Linked DNA regions of Homo sapiens: all the other regions are linked to region 1. Evidence: chromatin contacts called from ENCODE Hi-C data. All regions are on one chromosome and are shown on one strand. Each heading gives the region's core, a stretch centred on a gene start or an enhancer-like site at or near the end of the contact. The rest is flanking DNA. Distances are from core to core; before and after follow the strand shown.

Region 1 (2,700 bases), core at 151-2,650:
TGTGTGAGATGACAAAAGGCCAGAGTTACATGCCAGCTGTGTCTCTTTCCACACATCCACCAAACCCCCAGCAAATGTGTACTTAAAATTCATTGGTTACAGAGCCACTACTCCTTACAAGGAGACTGGGGAGGTGAGTATTATAAGCTGGGCAGATGGCCACTTGAAGAGCATCAATGTTCTGCTGTGGAAGGAGTGCAAAATAGACACCAGAGAGACCATTAGCAGTGTCTGCCACAGCTATTACATGGCTAGGTCCACCTGACTGAAACTAAGCCTTTTCTATGAGACTGAAGTGCTTTGAGAGAAATGCTGACCTTGTCCTTTCTGCAGCTTGCGGCTTTCAGTCACCCTTGGATTCAGAGATAGAAGTCATCTTAATTCCATCACTGAGGCCAGGAGACCTGAAAGAAATCAATTCAAGAGTAAGGAGACCAGGCGTGCAGTGTGACTGGGCGTGCAGAGGTCAGTGCATCTGTGATGACTGGTGTAACAGCATCACTGCCTGTGAGCCAGCAAGGCCCTTGGCTCCCAGGATGAAGCTCTCCAGTTCTGATAAGGCCCCTGGGGGAGAGACCGGTCCTAAACATGTTCAAGAATAAATCCATCAGCTAACTTCAGACCGTGATTCACACAGGAAGGGAACTTTAAGAGGTCGCCAGGGCTGGTATTTTTGAGACGTTAGGCAGCCCTCTCTGAGGCGATGACAAGTGAATGGCATAAAGGAGCCAGCCCAGACGAAAATTTGGGGTTAGACTATTTCGACCCAGGACGTGCAAATACATAGGTTACAAAATGGAAAATGGTATTTTGGAGGATGGGAGGCCCGTGTAGCCAGAGATAATGGGAGAAGGTGAGGGGGCACCCAAAACAATCCCACAAGCTCTCTACATCCCCCTTCCTAGCCCACACACATCACCCATCAGAGTGATCCTCCGGACTCCGGAGGCCCCCAAGATTGCCTTTCCCTTCCCGGTCGGCAGTGACGCTCCCGCAAGGAGCTGACGCCCAGGCCCTTAGCACCTGTCACAGCCAAGCACCCTTTTACTCCGGCCCTGCGGTCCCACCCCTCGCCGCAAGCCCCGCCTCACCCGGTCTGCCGCTGCGCCTGCGCGACTCCCAGAAGCCTTTGGGGGGTGGGTGTGTAGTCAGAGCGGCCTCTGCTTCCGGCCACACCCAGGCCCAGCGTTGGCCACCACTTATGCGGCGGCTGCGGTCCAGGGACAAGTGAGAGCGACCCGCAGAGGGCAGGACGGACGGGCGTTGCATAGGCCCGGGGCCAAACCGTATCTTGCAACCTGAGCTCCGAGGGCCGCCGCATCCGTCCCTGCTTGGGACTACGCTTCCCAGCGGGCATTGCGCCGAGGCCACGCCCGGTTCCGGCGGCGCTGCCTGCGCACTGGAAGTGGGAAGCGCCGGGCTTCTCTAGGCTGAGGGGCGGGGCGGGGCGGGGCGGGGCGGGGCGGGGCGGGGCGGGGCGGGGCGGGGCGGGGCGGGGCAGCGGGGAGGGGTGGGGAGGGGCGGGGCGCGGCCGGGGGCGGGGCGGCTCCGCGGCGCGGCCCAGTGGATGCCGGGCCATGGGGGAGCGCGCGCGGGGCTGTTCGCTGGGCGTGGCGGGCGGGTGTGGCCAGGGGTGTGGGTCTGTGAGGGACCGGTCGGAAGGGCGTCGCGCGGCCTCGGGTGACATGCGGGGGGCGGCGAGCGCGAGTGTCCGCGAGCCGACGCCGCTCCCGGGTAGAGGCGCCCCCCGCACAAAGCCCCGGGCGGGCCGAGGCCCGACTGTAGGGACTCCAGCCACCTTGGCCCTCCCTGCCCGGGGAAGGCCGCGCTCAAGGAATGGCCTCGCATCCAAAGGCCAGCGAGGAGCGGCCCCTACGGGGCCTGGGCACAGAGGTGAGAGTGACAGGTGTTTGGGGCCGAGCGGACAGGGACGAATTCATCTCGGGATGAGATCTGGGAGGGGGTTGGGCTCTCGGGGACCAGTTGCTGGAGAACTGTGCCCCTGGTCTTTGAAGCTGGTGGAGTGGGAGAATCTGAAGATTTGGAAGCTCAACTGATTCAGAGCAGCAAGCCGCGGTAAAAGGGTGTTGACTTTCCCAGGGTGACTCTAACTAGACGCTTTTCCTGTTTTCGTGCTCCCAGGGAGGAAAAAAACCTATCTCCACGTTGTGGCAGTCCCTAGGCAGGGTAATGATCTGATCCCACCTTTTCATGCAGGAAGGGACGTTTCTAGGCTGGTGATTTGGGACTGTGGTGTAGACCTGGTCTCTAGCTACTCCTTTCTCTTTCAGCTCTGCCTTCCAGGGACACTGCTCTTCCCCAGGAGAGAAACAAGAAGCTGGAGGCTGTGGGGACAGGAATTGAACCTAAAGCCATGTCCCAGGTGAGTTGGCATTTCATCTCTTGTCTCTGAAATGCAGTCTTGCTTTTCGGGACTTAATGTTGCTTATTTTCTTGAAAGTTTTCAGTTTAAGAGACCTGTTTGGGCGCGGGTTTCTATTTCTTCACGTTCTAGTGAAGTGATGGGCTACGGGGAAAAGTTTAAACTGCCCGGGGCCTCGATGCCTGCTTCTTCTTCATCCCAATCAGCCTTCATTCTTGATTGATGAAATGATTCAGCCTCTCCCTTGTACCGCTTTTCTCAGAGGGACTCTGATGGAGGAATTGTGCCCCTTGAGGAACACGGCAGACTCTTCTGCT
Region 2 (2,700 bases), core at 22-2,521, 1.1 Mb after region 1:
TAGAACAAAAAGGCAGAGAAAGAGCAAGTTACTCTCTTCTTGCCCTGGATCATCCACCTTCTGTTTTCCAACATTAAAGTTCTTGGATCTTGGGCCTTTGGACTCTGGAACATACAAGAATGACCCTCACCCAGTTCTCAGGCCTTCAGCCTCCAACTGGGAATTTCACCATAGGCTCCCTTGGTTTTCAGGCCTTCAGATGCAGACTGAATGATACCACCCACCTTCGTGTCTTACCAGGTTGCAAAAGGTATATCCTGGGACTTCTTAGCCTCCATAACTGGATGAGCCAAGTCCCATAATAAATCCCCTCTTGTACATCTATGTATCCTATTGGTTCTGTGTTTCTCTGGAGAATCCTGACTAATACAATAGGTTTCAGTAATTTTCATTTCACAACTGTTTTTCTAAGATGATCTCAACTCCCCATGCAAGCACTGTCCCTGCAGTAACAGTATCAATGATCAAAATTTCCCATCAAAGAGATGAAAGCTAGGTGTCCCAAACCTTTATTCTGGTATTCTGATGTCCCCTTTGCACAAGTGCTCTGACTGTGAACACTACAGACACTGTTCTACTTTAAAATGGCATATGCTAAGTGGCTCTTCTGTTTAGAAAGTTGCTACAATCCTAAAAGAAGCATATCTAAGAATATGGAGGAAGAAATATTATATGAATACAACACTGTTCCTTACAGGGCTAGACACACTCACCGATTACACAGGCAGGAGAGGCATTTTCTGTGAGACAAAATTCCTCTTTCGTCCTCCAGCTTCGGTGCGATCTAACGGATGTTTTATCATTCCTGTCATGGCGCTATGTAAACTCTATTTCCCTTATTCCTTACTGAGCATAATGAAACTCACAAAGCTGACTCTAACGTTCTACTTTACATAAATGTGTGGAGAAAGAAGGTAATGTTTACTAGGCTCTCGCCAAGGGTAGAGGCATTTTGTATCTGAATAACTCTGACTACCTAGGTGACTAGTTGTACACAATACCCTCCAAAAATCTCTGTATGGTACCTTAAAAAAGCAGCGAAGCTCCTCCCTTGTCCAAGGAGGCTGGAGACACCACCTCTCAGCCTTCCCCTCCACCTTTCTCCATAGCAACGGGGTCATTCCTCCCTGAGGTCCAGGAGAAGGGCGACCTCTGCCAGCCCAAGAAGCGGTGAGAACTACATTACCCAGAGGCCCGTGAGCCAGGTTCTTGGCGTGGAGCCAATGAGGCTCAGGGGAGGGACATTTCCGCTCTGTCCAACTTGTCGGAGCGGAACTTCCGGCGTCCTCCCTGTGGCGGGCACTTTGGCTTGTGTCAGTTCCATCCGCGGGTGCCGGATCTGGACCTAGGTGCTGACAGCGAGAAGGCGCGAGGAGAGTCGTTTTCTCAGCTGCACAGCCGGGGCCTGACGGTCGCCGGCGGTGGTGACAGCTTTGCTCTTGTCTCCGCCCGGATCGTCCACCGCTCCCGGCCCGCTCCGCCCAGAGTCCGATGGCGGCGGCACTGAGGGCCCCGACCCAGGTGAGCGCTGCGTCCTCCCGGCCTCCTCTGCCCTCCCCACCCGAAACTGAGGGACGCGTGAAGGGTTTTCTGCAGCCCGGACCGCACTGTCCGGCACAGTGAGGCGCTGGTGCTGGATCTCGTTTCTGGTAGTGTGGCAGGGAGCGGGAGAGCGACACGGTCAGGGGGCTGCGCGGGCAACAGCTTGGAGCTGCGCCTGAGCCGGGAGGCTGGGGAGACCCAGGCCGGCCTCACGCGTGCAGGTAGCAGAGGGTGGGGCAGCGCCGCGCTGCATTGGCCCCACTGAGTTTCACCAGCACACTGAGGGCCACAGCGCGTAGGACAGAAGAGGGGCACGGCCCCAGTCACGCTTCTAAAAGTTTCACAAAAGCTGTTCAGAGGAACGCGCTGGAAGGGCAGTGATGATAGCAGGCATGGAGGGACCTAGTCTTTTTACGAGGTCACAAAGCTGGTAAAAGTCAGCACCAAGGACTGACACCCAGATACAAAGCAGTCATCCCTGGACACCTGGCTCTGGTGTTCCACATTGGAACCAGAAGTCCATGGAGCCACACTTTGGTCACCTGCCTCTCAGAACATGTTTCCTCCCACAGATTGCCACTAGTACTTACAGGTCCGTAAGAAGCACTTGAAGACCCTACAAGGGTAAGTGGAGGAAATCCAGAAGCTCATTGATTCCAGCAATGGGATCTCTAGGATTGGGACTGTGGTGACCTGGGATTCTTTACTTACCGCTTTTCCAGGCCTTGAGCCTAGGGACTCTGAACAAAAATATGTCCAGGGTGAGTATTATATGAGGTGGTGCCTGTTGCTGGCAAATAATAGGATGAATGTGGAAGTTTGTCCCAGAGATAAGTACAGGTGTTTGGAGCTGCTTGGAGGTGAGGCTGAGCTGGTTAAGAGAACCTCAAGTCTCATTTCCTTCTCATGGGAACAGAGAGCAGAGGTACAGGAGTTAGAAACTAAATGGCTGTCTCAGATGTCTTTGTTCTGGAGATGATGGCAGCAATGAAGATTTGGAGCAGAAGAGGGAGGTGATCTTCCCCAGGCCTCATGAGGCTCCTGTGGCTGAGCACAGACAACAGACTGTGGGTTTAAGGGAGTTGGTAGCAATACCAAAGAGGAAAGAGGAGACTACTGCAATAGTCCAGGTGAGTGTAGATGATGTGGGCCAGAGTA
Region 3 (2,700 bases), core at 174-2,673, 1.0 Mb after region 1:
CAACTACCACCTCCACAGCCACCACACAAGTCCAGCCACCAGTAACACTCACCTGGACTACTGCAGCAGCCTTCTTCACTATCTTCCTATCTCATACCTCACACTCAGCCTGTTCTCTCAGCTTGGCCACACACAGGGAACCTGATGAGACCTGGATCAGATCACATACCTCCTCTGCCCCCAAACTGTCATTGCTCATCACACACTCCAGAAGAAACACCCGACAACTGACAGCCATTTTTTGTCTGATTCCTGCATCCCAGCTTTCAGTTCCCATGAGAAAGAAAACAGCTGTAGTTTCCTAAACCAGCTCAGCCTGACCTTCAAGCACTTGCTCATCTGGTATCTAAGCCTGAGACAACGTTCCACACCTTACTTTACTGGTTCCCAGCAATAGGAACCATTCTATACCAGCTTCCAGCCTGGATGTATGACCCTGGGACTGATGTTTGTTCAGGATTCCTAGAACCAAGGACCCAAAGAGTGCCAAGAGAAGAGTCCCAGAACACAATCTCAGAGACAAACACTGGGGTCAGCATCAGTGAGGGCCCGAAACACTCTCCACTCACCTGTGTAAAGCCCATAAGTTTAGCTTCTGCAGTCACGGGAACCTGCGGGAAGAGGAAGGCTATGAGAGGCAGGTAACTATGGTGGAAGCTCCATGGGCTGATGCCTCCTTGTTTCCCTGCGCAGCCCTGGAGCCAGGTGACTTGGTGATGACTAAATTATTATTGCTCCTCAGTTCCGTGTGACTCTTACCTGCTGTGGGACCTTGCACAAGGACTCAACTTCCCTGTGCCTCGGTGTTATCCCCCTTCCAGGCTGTTCCAACTCTGAGTAACTTTAGAAAAAATTTGAAAAGTCTAACTCAGACCATGTGCCTCGTCTGTTCACAACCACCCATGGCTCTCAGCGTCTTGAAAAGAAAGAGCCTCATTTTACCATTCGGGCGTGAACGTTACTGGCTCAATCGTCCCAGCAAGATTCACAGAAACCGGCCCCTCCGCCTGCCACACCCTCCACAGCCCACGACACCAGGCTTGTAAATGGGAGCCCCACCCGCGAGGGCCTCATAGTCCTGGACTCTAGGGTCGGGCTGCAGGGACGCAAGCAGGCGCCCCTCATGCAGGGTGTTGGATTTCCGGCGGAGAGGGCAGGTGAGGCCCGGGAGACGCAGCACTCACCGAAGTCGAATCCCTAAGCACGGCCGCCGCCATCGGATTGTGAGCGGAGCGGGGCCGGGAGCGGCGGGCGACCCGGGGCGGGAACCCAGGCACGGCTGCCACCAGCGCCAGCGACCCACCGGCTGATGCGCAGCGGGGCGACCCCCGCTCTGTGCCGGAGGCAGCGTTTCTAACTCAGGCGGCGTGGGCCGAGGTAGAGAACCACCAAAATTACCATCTCGGAGCGGTGCCGGAAGTCCCGCCTTACCGTATGCAACAAACGGAGACAGGTCCGTTCCTGAACGTTGATTGGCTCCGCGTCTTTGCAGCTTGGCGCTCGGCATTATGGGTAATGTAGTTCTCAGAAGCCCAGGGTTCCGGTGCCCTCCCTGAGATTCACCCGGAACAAGGGCTAAGCGGCCCGCGGAGGGCGCTAGGAAAAGGCGCGACACCAAGAGCGAGACAGGGACTTGCTGCTCCTTAAAGGGGCCGCTGGCCGATTTCCGCAGTCCCATACCCACTGAAGGGAGTGTCTGGGTTAAGATAAGAGGTTGTAGAGACCAAGGTTCTTATTAAGCAGATGAAGCTTTCACGCAGCAGGCTTCAGAGGGAATAGATTGTAAATGTTTCCTATCAGACTTTGAAAGGTGCCAGACTCTTAATTCTTTCCTGGACCATGAAAATAAAAAAACCCTGGAGAGGAAAGGGGATTCTCAGCAAAATGCAGATTCCACAAGACACACCTTTGCAGGGCCTCTTCAAAATATGTCAAATAAATAAAGTTTAGAGTAAAATACTTCAATTCCTTTCAGGGCCTGCTATCTGTCATGTAATGCTATACTACAATCAGGCTGGAATTCACTGTCTTATTGCTACAAGAAGTCTTAAAATCTCTGTTTTAATGTTAATGCTGGTCAGTTGTGCCTGAATTCCAAGGGGAGGAGGGCAAGTCTGACCCTCACTTCCCATCACGTCCTGAACTAGTTTTTCAGATTAACTTTGGAATGCCCTTGGCCAAGAGGAAGGATGCATTCAGATGGTTGGGGGGCTGGGAATTTTATTTTTGGTTTACACTTCTCATGCCTCTTGGAATCTCTGAACCACATACAACGGCCATTTGTTGAGTAAAAGCTTCCAATGCAGGAAACTGTCTCTTTCAGCCTCATGCTATACACCATTAAAACAGTAATTACTGGCAATAAGACTGGGCTTTCTTAAACATACAGGATCTCACAGACCATAAGCCTATGATCCTTCATACCAGCTGCCCATAATACTTTTGGTTTTGGAAGCAGCACCCCATAACCTCAGCATGGCTACCAAGGCCTCCTTAAGACAGGGTAGAATGAATAAGATCTAGTATTTGATAGCACAGTAGAGAGACTACAGTCAACAGTAATTTATTGTACATTAAAAACAACTAAAAGAGTATTATAACTAGAATGTTTGTAACACAAAGAAATGATAAATGCTTGTGTACCCTGATATGATTATTACACATTGTATGCCTGTATCACAATATCTCACGTATCCCATA
Region 4 (2,769 bases), core at 13-2,512, 1.1 Mb after region 1:
AATGAGCTATGATTGTTCCACTGTACTCCAGCCTGGACAACAGAGTGAGACCCTGTCTCAAAAAAAAATTAAATGTTTTGATTATACAAGGAAAATGAACATTCATGTATTAAAGCTTCATGTTTTATGAACAAAACTGACTTTGCAGGCAGGAGAGCGTTTTCTGGGGGCACCAGAAGCAGGGAACTTCCCTTGTCCGTTGGCTTCAGGGCTGCCCACTATCCCTCCACTATCTTCCCATTGTAGCCCTGTCTGGTGTCTTTTGTCCCTGACAAAACCTACAAAAAGTGACTTTAACACTTCAGGCTGCATGCATTTGAAGAGCAATAAGATAACGTTTTTTCGCTTCCCACTACCAGTGGAGATCTGCTGGGGTGGGCTGCATGGAATCTGAAATGATGTCTAAATACTGAAGTGAACCTCTACACTAGAGACTGATATACAGCTGACCCTTAAACGACGCAGGGGTCAGGGATACCGACCCCTGCGGAATTGAAAATGCTTGTATTACTTTTGACTCCCCTAGGTCTTAACTACTAATAGCCAACTGTTGCCCGGAAGCCTTATGAAGTTGCCCGGAAGCCTTATGAATTACATAAACTCCCAGTCGATTAACACATTTTGTATGATATATGCATGATATATGCATAATATATATGATATATGCATTTTGTATGATATATGCATTATATATATTTTAGTATAAGAACTATACTTGTACTAAAACAGACCAGAGAAAGGGTATCAGGAAAATTGTAAGAGGCTCGTTGACATTACACCCAATTAAAAAAAGGAAAATAAAAGAATACGGAAGGGAAAATACATTTACTAATCATTAAGTGGAAGTGGATCATCATAAAGGTCTTCATCCTTGTGTTCTTCATGCTGGGCAAGAGAATGAGGTCTTGCTGTCTCTGGGGCAAGAGGTCGGGGAGCTGGAAGAGGCAGGAAAAGGAGCACACTCGAAGTAACGTTTATTGGGGAAAAAAAACGCCTACGTGTAAATGGACCCGCACAGCTCAAACCTGTGTTGTTCAAGTGTCAACCTACTTAAGACCTCAAACACCGAAGCCCCTCAGTCGCCCTGGAAGGCAGCAGACGCAGCTTCCTAGCGCTCCCAGCTGTCTGCACACAAGGCGCCCTCCGTCGCAGCCTGGGGGAGACTACATTACCCAGAAAGCCTTGCGTCGAGCGGCAGTACTTTGATCCAATGAAAATCCAAGACAGGGGCATTTCCGTGTGGGTCTACCCCCGCCCCCCCCAGGGCGGGACTTGTGGCGTCTTCGCAGCGGTCATTTTGGCTGCCCTCCCGGAGGTCCGTTCTGTCTGTCAGCCGCTTTGGTACGCTGCATCGGGATCGAAGTGACGGACCGTGAAGGCGCGAGAGTCAGGTCTGAGGGTCGGGGGCAGAGCCGCCCGCGAGGCCGGCCTGGGGATAGCGATGCTCGGGTTCCCCCCGGGTCGCCCGCAGCTCCCGGTCCAGCTCCGCCCACAGACTCGGATGGCGACCGCACTGAGGGACCCGGCTTCGGTGAGCGCTGCGATCTCCGGGCCTCCCCCGGCCGAGATTCTTAAGTCCCAAGTGAGAGGCACCAGCTCACGTCTCTGTAGCACAGGGTCGGGGACACTGAGGCTCGTGGGTGGGGCCCCTATTTCTGACATCCGATGTGGTGGGCAGGGGGACAAGGGACAGGACCGGCGCGTGCAGGGCTTGGACGGGCAACCGAGAAGGGGGCATTCAGGAACCTGGGCTCCACATTGTTACTGCAGGGAACAAAGTTTGAGAGAGATCTACCTTTATTCTTAGGGCCGTGGGAGCCATAGAGAGCTTGCGCAAACGAGAGACACCATCTGAGTTAAATTTGAAAAATCCTCTGCAGGCTGTTCAGTGGAAGAAAAGACTTTAGAGATGGATGAGGACGTTGAGGCAGAGGGAGGTTGAATATTTTTCCAAGGCCACACAACTGGTGAGAGGCAGCACTAAGGACCGAGGCGCACAGGTTAGACAGTCGACCCAAAGTTACGTGGCTCTGGGCCGGGGCAAGGGTACAGGGAAGGCCTGTGCCCATGGAGCACTGCCATGATCACATTCCTCTGAGGCCTGCGTCTTTCCACAGGTTCCCATAGCTACAGAGGTGCTTTTCAAACTTACACAGGTAAGTGGAGGTATCTCAGCCCCTCACTGGTCTGGAATGTCCCTCCACCCTCCCCAGACAGATATTTTCTTTAGATTTGTGGTGTCATGGGACTCACCTACCATTCTCTCAGCGTTTGGTTTGGGAACCCTGGAGAATCCCTGAGCTAAGGGCCCTGAGTCCAGGCCAATGTTTCCATTTGGAGCAGCCAATGGAAAGATGGGTGAAAATTTATGATAGAAACAGGTAGGTACCAGCTTTTGGAACTCCTTGGAGGTGAGGCTGAGCTGGTTCAGGGAACTGCAGGTTTCCTTTATTTCTGTGAAGTTTGGCATCTATTGTGAGGAAGTTGGAGTTTGGGATCAGAGGAGGGAGATTTATCTAACCCAAGTGTTGACAGGATACAGAGTGGAAAACAGAATGAACACAGTGACTAATGGGAATGTGAAGAGACAGCAGGGATCAATGACACCAAGGTCTGGTGTCTCTTCTGACTTGGGGATCTTGGGAGGAGAATGTATGGGGACATGGATTTTGAGTCTTCCAAATTGAGACTGTTCATGGTTTCATCAATCCCTATTATGCTAGGGAAGTGTGACCTTTGAAGATGTGGCCGTGTACTTCTCCTGGGAGG

Evidence for each region. Hi-C counts contacts between places; a loop is a spot of excess contacts on that map. Pooled maps may share reads with other maps.
Region 2: a loop to region 1 is called in a pooled map, with 6 times the contacts of the local background. The contact joins the promoter of ZNF530 here to the promoter of ZFP28-DT in region 1. A Hi-C loop is called at or near these places in 4 of 50 pooled maps.
Region 3: a loop to region 1 is called in a pooled map, with 6 times the contacts of the local background. The contact joins the promoter of ZNF416 here to the promoter of ZFP28-DT in region 1. A Hi-C loop is called at or near these places in 6 of 50 pooled maps.
Region 4: a pooled map shows a loop between it and region 1 (12-fold over the local background). The contact joins the promoter of ZNF211 here to the promoter of ZFP28-DT in region 1. A Hi-C loop is called at or near these places in 5 of 50 pooled maps.

The regions. Positions count from the first base shown.
Region 1 is chr19:56,537,334-56,540,033 of GRCh38, forward strand. It overlaps ZFP28-DT (ZFP28 divergent transcript), which reads right to left and starts at 1,401. Exons shown (of 3, transcript NR_183967.1): 1 at 1,092-1,401; 2 at 318-404. ZFP28 (ZFP28 zinc finger protein) reads left to right here and starts at 1,615. Exons shown (of 8, transcript NM_020828.2): 1 at 1,615-1,893; 2 at 2,292-2,383. The coding sequence starts at 1,686.
Region 2 is chr19:57,598,614-57,601,313 of GRCh38, forward strand. ZNF530 (zinc finger protein 530) reads left to right here and starts at 1,272. Exons shown (of 4, transcript NM_001321981.2): 1 at 1,272-1,521; 2 at 2,115-2,166. RefSeq lists enhancers at 1,320-1,529, 1,620-1,739.
Region 3 is chr19:57,577,488-57,580,187 of GRCh38, forward strand. ZNF416 (zinc finger protein 416) reads right to left here and starts at 1,424. Exons shown (of 4, transcript NM_017879.3): 1 at 1,185-1,424; 2 at 570-611. The coding sequence starts at 1,217. RefSeq lists a silencer at 1,114-1,333.
Region 4 is chr19:57,631,906-57,634,674 of GRCh38, forward strand. ZNF211 (zinc finger protein 211) reads left to right here and starts at 1,263. Exons shown (of 4, transcript NM_006385.5): 1 at 1,263-1,531; 2 at 2,118-2,156; 3 at 2,724-2,769. The coding sequence starts at 1,442. RefSeq lists enhancers at 863-952, 1,023-1,072 and a silencer at 1,513-1,582.